2 separate regions of the Homo sapiens genome follow, and region 2 is linked to region 1. A link is an interaction called in ENCODE POLR2A ChIA-PET data of the cell type or tissue named here. Cell type or tissue: MCF 10A. All regions are shown on one strand. Links, peaks and the distances in the headings refer to the core of each region. The heading gives the core; the rest is flanking DNA.

Region 1 (5,375 bases), core at 323-5,322:
TTAAGACATAATTTTTATTTGATTCTGTATGCAATTCTACATTTCTTCTCTTTTTTTATGATGGGGACATGTTTTTATAATCAGAGAAAAAACATATTTCCCTTTTAAAAACATGATACTAACACAGAAAAACATTAATAATATGTTGTAATATAAAAAGTAGATTTAAAAAGTTTATTTGTAGTATGATCCAGTTTTGATATATCTTTATGGCAAATGTAGGAATTTTAAAAGCATAGAATGTTGTGCAACAAAATACAAATGGTTTGTATTCCTTGATTTTGTTTTGCTGTATTTTCTAGTGGTTTATAATAAATATGCATAAGTTATGTAACAAGAAAGAAAAGTAAGTTTTCTCTTTCTTTTTCTAAACAACTATTAATAAAACCAGATTTGTGCCAAAAATAAAGATATAAAATAAGATAAATATGGTCTTGCCTTTAAAGAGTTGACAACCGAAAAGAAGAGATGAAAGCAAAATGTATGTGACTAAAATATGCAAGAAGGCTCAGTAGGTTTACCTATTGAATTGATAAAAGATTCATGAAAGAGACGACATTTGGGACAGGCCTTAAAAGATAGATATGAATAAACAAAAATTGGAGGAGTCCAGGTGCAGTGGCTCATGCCTATAATCCCAACACTTTGGGAGGCGAAGGTGGGAGGATTGCTTGAGGCCAGGAGTTCGAGACAGCCTGAGCAACATAGCAAGACCCTGTCTCTGCAAAAAGACAGGTGAGTGTGAGTGGTGGCTCATACCTGTAATCCTGGCACTTTGGGAGGCCAAGGTGCATGGATCACTTGACGTCAGGAGTTCAAGACCAACCTGGCCAACATGGTGAAACCCCATCTCTACTGAAAATACAAAAATCAGCCGGGTGTGGTGGCACACACCTGTAATTTCAGCTACTCAAGAGGCTGAGGCAAGAGAAATGCTTGAACCCGGGAGGTGGAGGTTGCAGTGAGCTGAGGCCATGCCACTACACTTCAGCCTGGGCTGTGACAGAGTGAGACTCCTTTAAAAAAAAAAAAAAAAAATTAGCCATGCCTGGTCGCATAAGCCTGTGGTCTCAGCTTCTCGGGAGGCTGAGGGAGGAAGATTGCTTGAGTCCAGGAGTTCAAAGCTGCACTAAGCTATGATAGTGATACTGCACTCCAGCCTAGGCGATAGAGCGAGACCTCATCTCTAAAAAAGAAATTGGAGGGAAAGGGATTTGTATCAGAGAAAAGGCATTCCTGCAGCAATGTGAGTATGTCCAGGGAGCAGCATACACAAAGGGCTTGGTGACATATCGCCACCTCCCTGATTCACTTCCTGCCGCACCTACCTACTGTCATGCTTACTACCAAGCTCTTCCATATCTTTTCAAATAAGGCAGCTATGAAAAAGTGCAAAGTATGCATTTTCCATTCTGATTTTATCTTATTACATACTGAATTAGGTAAATAAAAATGGATTCAGCACTAGAGGACTTTAGTGAATTATTTAATAGTTTGAGAATGTATTGGCTGTTGGCTGGATTTAATTAGAAATTTTGGTCTTCACCAGATGGATCCAACACTAAAGGCTCTTTAAGTCTCAAGGACAAAGTTGGAATTTCCCATGCAGTAAATTTAGATCTTCGTTTCATGCATCCATAAAGACAGCTATAAATTTCAGAGGCCCAAGGCTTGTCCCAGCATAACATGGGCCTTCACAACAAGTAAATAAATAACTTGAAACTGGAAGGGTGACTTCAAATGATGCTACCACCCTCTCTACTGGAAGACAGTGTGGACAACAACAGGAAGTGGAGGATGTCTGGGAAACGTCTCTGGTCACCTCTTTGGAAAGCAAAAGTCTGGAAAGTCCAAACAAGGTTTGCTCTTAGAGATATGGCAATATTTATAGGACTTGTACACAGGAAACATGAAAGGAAATGGAATTATTCCTTTATGTTCCTTACAATATGAGACCAGATAAGTTCCTAGCCACTCTCTACTTTCAACAGGCCCCAAACACTTGGTCTCTCCTGACCTTCTACACTGTAGCAAAGTGGCTGGGAGGACTTCCTCTGGCTCAGAGTCTCTGTCCTGAATGTTTACATCTTGGTAAAACTGTGGCAGCAAGTTAGATACCTGAGAACTTAGAGTCTAGCTAGACTAGATTCTTGGGTCTGTCACTAACTCATTTGGAGACCTTGGGAAATGGTTTGGCCTAAGTCAGTAGGTCTCAGCCTTTGCTTCAACCTTCACATTATCTCATGTTCTATATGTGCTCACCAGAAACACCTCTCAGGCCAGGTGCTGTGGCTCATGCCTGTAATCCTAATGCTTTGGGAGGCCTAGGTGGGAGCATCACTTGAGCCCAGGAGTTTGAGGCTGCAGTGAGCTATGATCATGCCACTGTACTCCAGCTTGGGCAACAGAATGAGACCCTGTCTCTAAAACAAAACAAAACAAAAACATCTTTCATTAGACATAGATTGTCAATGAGTGTGGCCACCTCCACGCATTTTCTGATTCTCACTGAGATCTCTGAACAAGATGATCTTAGTGTGTTTCACGCATCCCCCTCCTTGCACTTTTAAGTCTTAGGATTCTAGATATAAATTCTCATCAAAAGAGCTTTGAAAAAAACAGGCTCCTACACAATTATGCTTGCATATACTTAGAAAGAAAGATTTAAAAGAAGATGTTAACAGTTGTTTTCTCTGGGAAAGGAACCTAGGGGCCTAATTGTTAAGGAAAAAAAGAGACTGACTCTTCACCGTATACCCTTTATTTTATTTTATTTTATTTTATTTTATTTTATTTTATTTTATTTATTTTATTTTATTTTATTTTATTTTATTTTATTTTATTTTATTTTATTTTATTTTATTTTATTTTTATTTATTTATTTTTTTTGGGAGAGGGCCTGGCTCTGTCACACAGGTTGGAGTGCAGTGGTATGATCTCAGCTCACTGGAATCTGCACCTCCTGGGCTTAAGCAATCCTCCCACCTCAGGCTCCCAAGTAGCTGGGACTACAAGTGCATGACATCATGCCTGGCTAACCTAGTAGAGAAAAATAAAATAAAATTAAAAAATATTTTTAAAAAGAAAAAACAAAAAGGGAACCTCTGGAAGAAGAGTATGGCTGAAGTGGACCTACAGGCTAAGTAGGTAGACAACTAAGAAGGTCTGTTTCCTCCCTTATTCCCTCCCTTCCTTTTCTAAACCTCTTTACTTTCTTGGAAATGACCTTCAGTGCCTGCCACGAACCAGCCACCATGATTGAGTGGGTATTAATTCAGTTTCCTGTACTTTAGTCATTCACACAGCACCTTCTTGAGTTTTGCCACATCTGCCCACCAGCTACATCATAATTAACTTAAAGTTTTTCTTTAAATTAACTCCCTTTCCCTTTTTTCTTTAACTTACCAGCTGGGCGCGGTAGCTCACACCTGTAATCCTAGCACTTTGGGAGGTTGAGGCGGGTGGATCACCTGGGGTCAGGAGTTCGAGACTAGCTGGGCCAACATGGCAAAACCCCATCTTTACTAAAAATACAAAAATTAGCTAGGCGAGGTGGTGCGTGCCTATAATCCCAGCTACTTGGGAGGCTGAGGCAGGAGAATCGCTTGAATCCAGGGAATGGAGGTTGCAATGAGCCAAGATTGCCCCACTTTACTCCAGCCTGGGTGAAAGAGCGAAACTCTGTCTCAAAATAAATAAATACATTAATTAATTAACTTACCTAACTACTTTAGTCTTGCACTAATCAATAACATTCATAAAATGATTTGGTTTGTCAATTATTTTTCTAATGCCTATGAAACTAAACATTGACTATTAGAATTTAAAATGTCTGCCCCCGTGTCTGGGTTACACGTGCCACACTCTGGAATTCACTAGCAATAACTCATTCGGTCCCTGCAACTACTCTCTGAGTAGAAATTATCTTCCTCATCCTACACATGAGAAAACTAAGCTTCAGAGGGGTTAAGTAACTTGCCCAAGGAGACAAAACTAGCAAAGGCAGAGTAAGACTTAAAACCACTCTTGTCTCCAAGGCCTGCATTCTTTCTTTTTATTTTCTTTTTAATTTTTTTTTAGACAGAGTCTCACTCTGGTGCGCAGGATAGATTGCAGAGGTGCGATCTCGGCTCACTGCAACCTCTGCCTCCCAGGTTCAAGTGATTCTCCTGCCTCAGCCTCCGGAGTAGCTGGGATTACTGGCGCCCGCCACCACCCCAGCTAATTTTTTTGTATTTTTAGTAGAGACAGGGTTTCACCATGTTGGCCAGGCTGGTCTCGAACTCCTGGCCTCAAGTGATATACTCACCTCAGCTTCCCAAAGTGCTGGGACTACAGGCGTGAGCCACCACACCCCGCCCCTGCATTCTTTCTTCTAATATTGCCCTAAAGTGGAAGGAAGGGAAAAAAAAGAGTAATACAAAAATGAGACCCGTCCACAGAGGTTCAATGCATTTGATCCAGCCCACTGGTTCAGGCCCTGCAACAAGCCAAGCCCCAGCATCCATTCTTGCCTCCCTGGCAGATGTCTTGCTTCCTCCACCACAAACAAGTCCTGTGTGGTGCGAACTTGGAGACTGATTTGTGTTTGCCAACTGGTGGCTTTGCTCTGAGCGCAGATCCCCCCGCCATGGCTCTGCTGGTGCCAAGGCTCCTAGAAGCCTTTCTAAGCCTTGCCCTTTCAGGTTCCTAACCCTGCCTTCTCACTCCACCATCCGTCAGATCCCACCTTTGTGCTACCTTCCTGCCCAGGCAGACAGGCCAAGGCTTTGCCCTCATGTTGGGGCTTGCTATTTTAGGTAGTGGATTTATGAGAGAGGGCGTTCATTCTGTAAAGTTTGAAAGCATCCTTTTATCTTCTCTTGTTACTAACACCATCTAGTTGCCTAGCACAGAGAAGACACAGAGAAGACACATTCGCTTGGCAAAGGAGGGAAGGATTCTCTGCCACCTCCCCCTTGGCCCCTTCACCTTTGGTCCCCCTACCAAAGAGGAGGCTGGGGTGTGGTCCTTCCGTGAAACTGAGAGAGCACGATTAGGGCCATGTGAGGACCTGGACTCAGTCTGCCTCCCTGCTGCATTCTCTGCCTGCCAACAGTCCACTCTGAGTTTGGTGGTAGAGGTAAGGGGTGGAAGTAGAGCGTTAGACGTAATAGAGCAAAGGAACTAATACTTATTATGGGCCTACTGTTTGTCAAACACTGCTGTTGATCCTTCATATCTGTTACCTCATCTAATACTCTCAACAACCTACAACCATAACAAACAGGTATTATTAGGCTCATCTTACAGATTAGTAAATCCAACTCTGGAAATCTAAATCAATTACTTAAGGCCACACAGCTACTAAAAGGCAGAGCCAAGATTTAAGCCCA
Region 2 (5,375 bases), core at 376-5,375, 55 kb before region 1:
CTCCTGGGCTCAGGCAACAAGCAGTACAGAAAGCCTGCATTTAAACACTGGCGACACAGAGACCATCATTGGCTGCATTACATCAGCACCAGTGATACAGACAACTGTCACTTTTCTTCTTCTCTCTCTGCTCCAACTCTGAGGGATCTAGCAACTCCCCAGTTCGGGGAAGGAAGGGAAGGAAGGTGAGAGATGGACAGTGCCTGCTCTGCAGGCGTAAGTAAGGCCTGCGCTGCACCCAGGGGAGAAGCTTTGAGCTGGATGTGAGGTTGAGGTTTCTATTTAGATTCTACTTGTCTCCTGAGTTCAGAAAATGAGGCAGAGTTGTCAAAATGGGATTAGTCAGCACAAGCGACAGGAAAGCTAATGGGATTTGTTTGAGGTTATTTTAAGGGACAAAGGCTGAGGAACCATCAGAGTGTGTATAAAGGCAGAGAAGGTTCAGGTTGAGTTAACAGCGCTGTGGCTGGCGGAAGGACGCATTTGCTCCTGGCCACAAGAGGAGCGTGGAGCCCCATGTGAGCAGAGGCTGGGCCACCCCCGGGACCAGCTCTGCCAGAGGGTTCCAGCAAAAACTGTGACGTCCCCTCTCACTCTGATGCATGTAGAGAGGCCTGAAAAGTTTGCCCAACCACACAGAGAATGTTTGAAGCCTTCTGTGACCAGGAGCTACCTCCCAAGGCAGCCTCATCTATTTTTGGACATCATGTTAGAAAGTTTTCCTAAACTGGCTTGAAATGTTTCCCTAGTTTTGCATCTACAGCCTTGCAGATCAAGCCCACTCCCTTTGGACATTGAAACACAGAGAACATGGCCTCCTCAAATTTATTCCCTGCTCCAGAAGGTCACGGCCACAGCCTCCTCTCTCCTTCACCACCTTAGGTGCAACAGCAGTCAGGTAGAGTCGGTGCTGTGTGATCGCACTTATTTAACATTTATTTTGAGTTAGGGTGTGAGTGCTGGGGCAGGTGACTAACCATCCCCTGCCCTCTGTGGTGGCCTGAGAGAGAAGCAGGAATGCCCCGTGCAGGTTGGGGATCAGCAAACAGTCTAGACCAGCTTCTCTCCTGTATCCCGTTTGGAGAGTCCCTGGGTCAGGGGCCAGTCCATCCTGCAGCATTGAAGGGCGTGAGGAATGAGCAGGGCTGTGGGGCTCACAGAGCAGGCAGCTCTGGGGAGAAGCGGCCAGGGAATGTGCAAAAGTGATCAAGTCATAGGACAGGGTGGACCCAGCCCCAACCTGGGGGAGAGGAGAGGGGGATGTGCTGGAGCCTGGAGGTCCATGTCTGGCAGCCTTGGGAGATGGAGAGGGTTTCCCAGGCCGGACAGCATGGGCGGGGGGTTCATTCCATGGTGAGCTCTCCCTGCTCCGTGTTGTCCAAGTTTGTACGGGAGGCCACCAGCGCCCTTCATTCGGCTACATCGATGGACAACATGGCCTTGATTGCAGGGAACTTGTTGCAGGAGAAGTCGGCGAGCAGTTGCTTGGTGCCACTCCGGGAGGGCAGGATATCAAAACGGACCCGGGACCCCTCCTTGGGCCCTAGGGTCGGCACGCTGATGGGGAGGGCACAGATCAGTGTTGATACGAGACACACGGACCTTGGGCTGGACGGGCCTCCTGTGACCTCCTGTCCTGTTCTGATGGAGGCTGGGCAAGGCCACTGCTTCTTTAGCTCCCTCTAGCTGTCTCTCTGGGTTACGGGGCCCCTCCAGCCCTGGAACTCTTCAGCAGGGGAAGCAGGAGGGGGGGGTCCCATGATCTCCCAAATATTCTAAGCCCTGAAGGCCAGCTCTTAGCTCTGGTGACCTGTTCTTCTCAGGAGTTCAAGTTTGGTGAACCCCCAAACCAAATGCAAAAGCAGATTCTAGAGTTCCAAGACCCCCAAAAGAGTAAAGAACCCAAGGTCAGAGGGAGCTCTGTCTGTCCCACCCAGGGGATCTGGAGGGCCCCCCCGCCCCCTCCCGCCCTCCTGCACCGGCCACTTAGGCCCAGGACTCACTCGATCTTCAGGTTACCCAACAGCAGGCCGCTTCCCTCCACCATCAGCACGCAGTCCCTCACCGGCTCATCCAGTGGATTGGAGAAGAGCATCTGCACGTTCACAGGCTTCCGCACACGAGCCTCGTTCAGCACCTATGGGGGAGAGGGGCTGCCGAGTCAGGACTCCAGCTGCTCAGCCCCTGCCTGCACCTTGGTGAGGGCTGGGCAGGGTGACTGAGTGAAGGGGGTGATGTCACTGAGGATGAAGAAGGGGAGACCATTTAGCCCTCCTAGGTGCCAGGCACATTGTGTCTGACGCCCCCTGCCCCCCAATACACAGGATGGTCCCAGGACATTATCCTGTGCTGTGGATGAGAACCTCAGCTTTGAGGGGGAAGGGGCCCCCTGCAGCAGCCAACAACACTGTTACTTCCCTGCCCCGACTCCAGTTCAGACCCTGCTTCCCAGGACAGCCCAACCCCACTGTGGGCTCTGTGAGGGTCAGGACATTTTTCATGCTGAATTTATTTTTTGCAAGGACAGGGTCTTGCTGTGTTGCCCAGGCTGGCCTCGAACTCCTGGCCTCAAGTGATCTTCCTGCCTTGGCCTCCCAAAGCACTGGGATTACAGATGTAAGTCACTGTGCCCAGCCACTTGCTGGGTTTAATATTACTTTCCTTGGCTTTCCTGCTTATGGGTCCTGTTTCTTCCCTTAAAGCTTGAACCTCCGTCTCTGGGAGGCCCCACAGGTGTTGAAAAGGGCAGCCCCAGGCCCCACAGCTGCTCACACCCTGGCTCACACTGTAGCTCCCTTAACTCTTTTTCCAGGGGTTGGGTCCCCCCAGCTCAACCCAGGCTACTCTCCTCTGCTGACACCCCAGTCTACCAATGTCCTTCTAAACTTCTAGAGCCCAGAGGTTCCCTGTGCACCATTTATAGTCTGAGCGGAGCTCTAATACCACACGGTCCTTGCTCAGTGATCAGAACAGATGAAGGCTGGGTTTGGGGTCAGAAAAGCAATTTGGACTATTTATTCAGACCAAAAGATGAAAGCTGTTGTGTTTCTGCCAAGAAACAGCCGTAATTCATTCTGGGCAGACAAGTCATCTCTTTGCGCCTCAACTTCCTCATCTGGTAAAGAAGGACAATCATCTCTTCCCTCCCAGAAGGGGTCAAATGAGATCAAGGATGGGGAAGAAAGCATTTTGGACATAGAAATGGACATTTTATGGCTATTGGATTTCTTCTTCTTTTGAGGATGACCGGAGGTTGCTGGGTTTTGTTGTTGCTGTGTTTTGTTTTTCTTGTCACTAATCCTCAGAGCAACCATTTTACAGTGACAGAGCTGAGGTTCAGGCTGATTCAATAACCTGGAACATTCACACACAAGGAAACAGCAGAGCCCAGCTGGATCTAAAGCCTTTGCTGTTTCTGATAGGTCTGCAATACCTCCCAGTAATTTGTGAGTAATTGAAGCATTTTACACATCATGGTCTATATTTTCATTTCTTCCATGAAACTCATTTAAGTGTATGACATAATTTGAAGAGTGCAGCATAATTTTATGCTATTGGGTTATAAGAAAGCTATACAGATGTTGCCACATTTTTCATGGTGATATTTAATTTGAGATTTCCATGCTTTTTTTTCTTTTTTTAATGCCGCTTACCACTCTCTCCTATTGACCCAACTCTGTAAATGTACCCAGAGGAAAGGATAAAAGCCACTAAAAACCTGAGTTTGCTTGTCACAGATGATGGATCAATTGGGAGGACATCACCCTTTGGAAACAATGTTCAGATTGTTTTTGGCCTGGTTTTGTGGTCTAAGGTCCTCAGTGCTAATTGCCAGTCAGTACCAGGTTAGATAATGGGGTTTTACCCAAATTATTATCTTTTCATACAGATCACCTTCTCCAGTTTAAAAATCGGTGCCCTGCTCTGAGTGAGCTAGGCATTGATCCGTTCAATAGAGACAAGAATGTCTCGATTAGGTGAAGGCTTAGGTGGAGGAAAGAACTTGCCTCGAAGAAGGAAGATCAGGAGTCATTTAAAAAGATTAAATTTTTAAAAAGAGTCAGTGATGGCACATTTCTAGCCTTATATATTCTGATTTCCTTTCTAAAGATATTGTAGTATCTTAAAGATAAGTAGACTTGCCATGGAAATCTGGAAGATGTATAGCAAAAGTGTTGAATAAAAGATAATGCTGGAAGAAGGTTTGAGGACATTGGATAAGGGAACATAATGGGGAATACACTGGGGAAAAACACTAATTTTTTTTTTTTTTGACGGAGTCTCACTCTGTCAGCCAGGCTGGAGTGCAGTGGTGTGATCTCGGCTCACTGCAACCGCTGCCTCTCGGGTTCAAGCAATTCTCCTGCCTCAGCCTCCCAAGTAGCTGGGATTATAGGTGCCCGCCACCATGCCTGGCTAATTTTTTCTATTTTTAGTAGAGACGGGGTTTCACCATGTTGGCCAGGCTGGTCTTGAACTCCTGACCTCAGGTGCTCCACCTGCCTCGGCTTCCCAAAGTGCTGGGATTGCAAGAGTGAGCCACCGCGCCTGGCCAAAAACTAAGTTCTTTTAAACACTGATCACTTTAGTACAGAATGTTCTCATAACTGAACTGGCAGCCACCCAGTATCATTTTCTAGCCTCAGGAGTTGGAATGGGCACTCTGCTGTCCACCATGTCTAGAGAGATGGGGAGTGTTTCTCAGAAATGTCTTGTGAAGCAGGAGAGGCTGTCACACGCAGGGCACAAGCCTGGACTGACTTTCCTGTGCAGGGAAGAATGCAAGTCCAGAGCCAAGGGGATCTGTTCCAGTCATGCCCCGAGCAAGGGGCTATTTCTCTTTTACAAATAGTGGCTATCCACTAAGACATTGTGCTAAGGGAGACAGTGATGAACTCAGAACAGAGGTAATGCCTGCCCTCATGGAGTTTACGGTTGGGTAGGGATTCACAACCAAATAATTGCACAAAGAAGGATAATATTCCAGCTGGGACAAATGCCTTGAAGGAAAAGGACAGAATGTTCTGAGGGTGTATAATTGAGATGAATTTGGGAGCCTAATTTGGGAGCTCAGGAAAGGCTTCCCTGAGGAAATGACACTCTGCAAGGGAAGTAATTTATTGTCCCAGTGACAGAGTTGGAGCAACTGAGACTCAGATTAAGGGACCTGCTCAGTGTCACCACTGATCAATGGAGGGGTTTAGATACAATGCCAGATCCATTTGGTTACATGGCCCAAGGCCTGAACGACTGCCCTTCTCAGCCCCCAGACTGGCTGCCCAGTCACTGACTCTCTAGCCCCTAAGGTAGGGGACCAACTCCCCCATCCTGAAGCACAGTCCAAACTAACCAGGACAGTAAAAGGGTGCAATTGC

What was found. ChIA-PET counts read pairs that join two places held together with the same protein. Peaks named below come from ENCODE experiments on the same cell type or tissue, not always from the same donor. Only the 100,000 strongest peaks of a DNase experiment are listed, where the experiment ranks them.
Region 2: POLR2A ChIA-PET joins it to region 1 with 5 read pairs; 3 of 35 experiments call an interaction of 5 or more read pairs at or near these places.

Annotation. Positions count from the first base shown.
Region 1 is chr20:2,281,788-2,287,162 of GRCh38, reverse strand. No RefSeq gene overlaps it. Among named protein-coding and RNA genes, the nearest start is that of TGM3, 12 kb to the left of the region's middle. In MCF 10A, for the core only: no CTCF peak of the experiment used is centred there; a DNase peak (open chromatin) is centred at 2,962.
Region 2 is chr20:2,336,616-2,341,990 of GRCh38, reverse strand. TGM3 (transglutaminase 3) reads right to left here. Exons shown (of 13, transcript NM_003245.4): 12 at 2,004-2,137; 13 at 912-1,557. The coding sequence ends at 1,410. Among named protein-coding and RNA genes, the nearest start is that of TGM6, 42 kb to the left of the region's middle. RefSeq lists an enhancer at 1,806-2,306. In MCF 10A, for the core only: no CTCF peak of the experiment used is centred there; no DNase peak of the experiment used is centred there.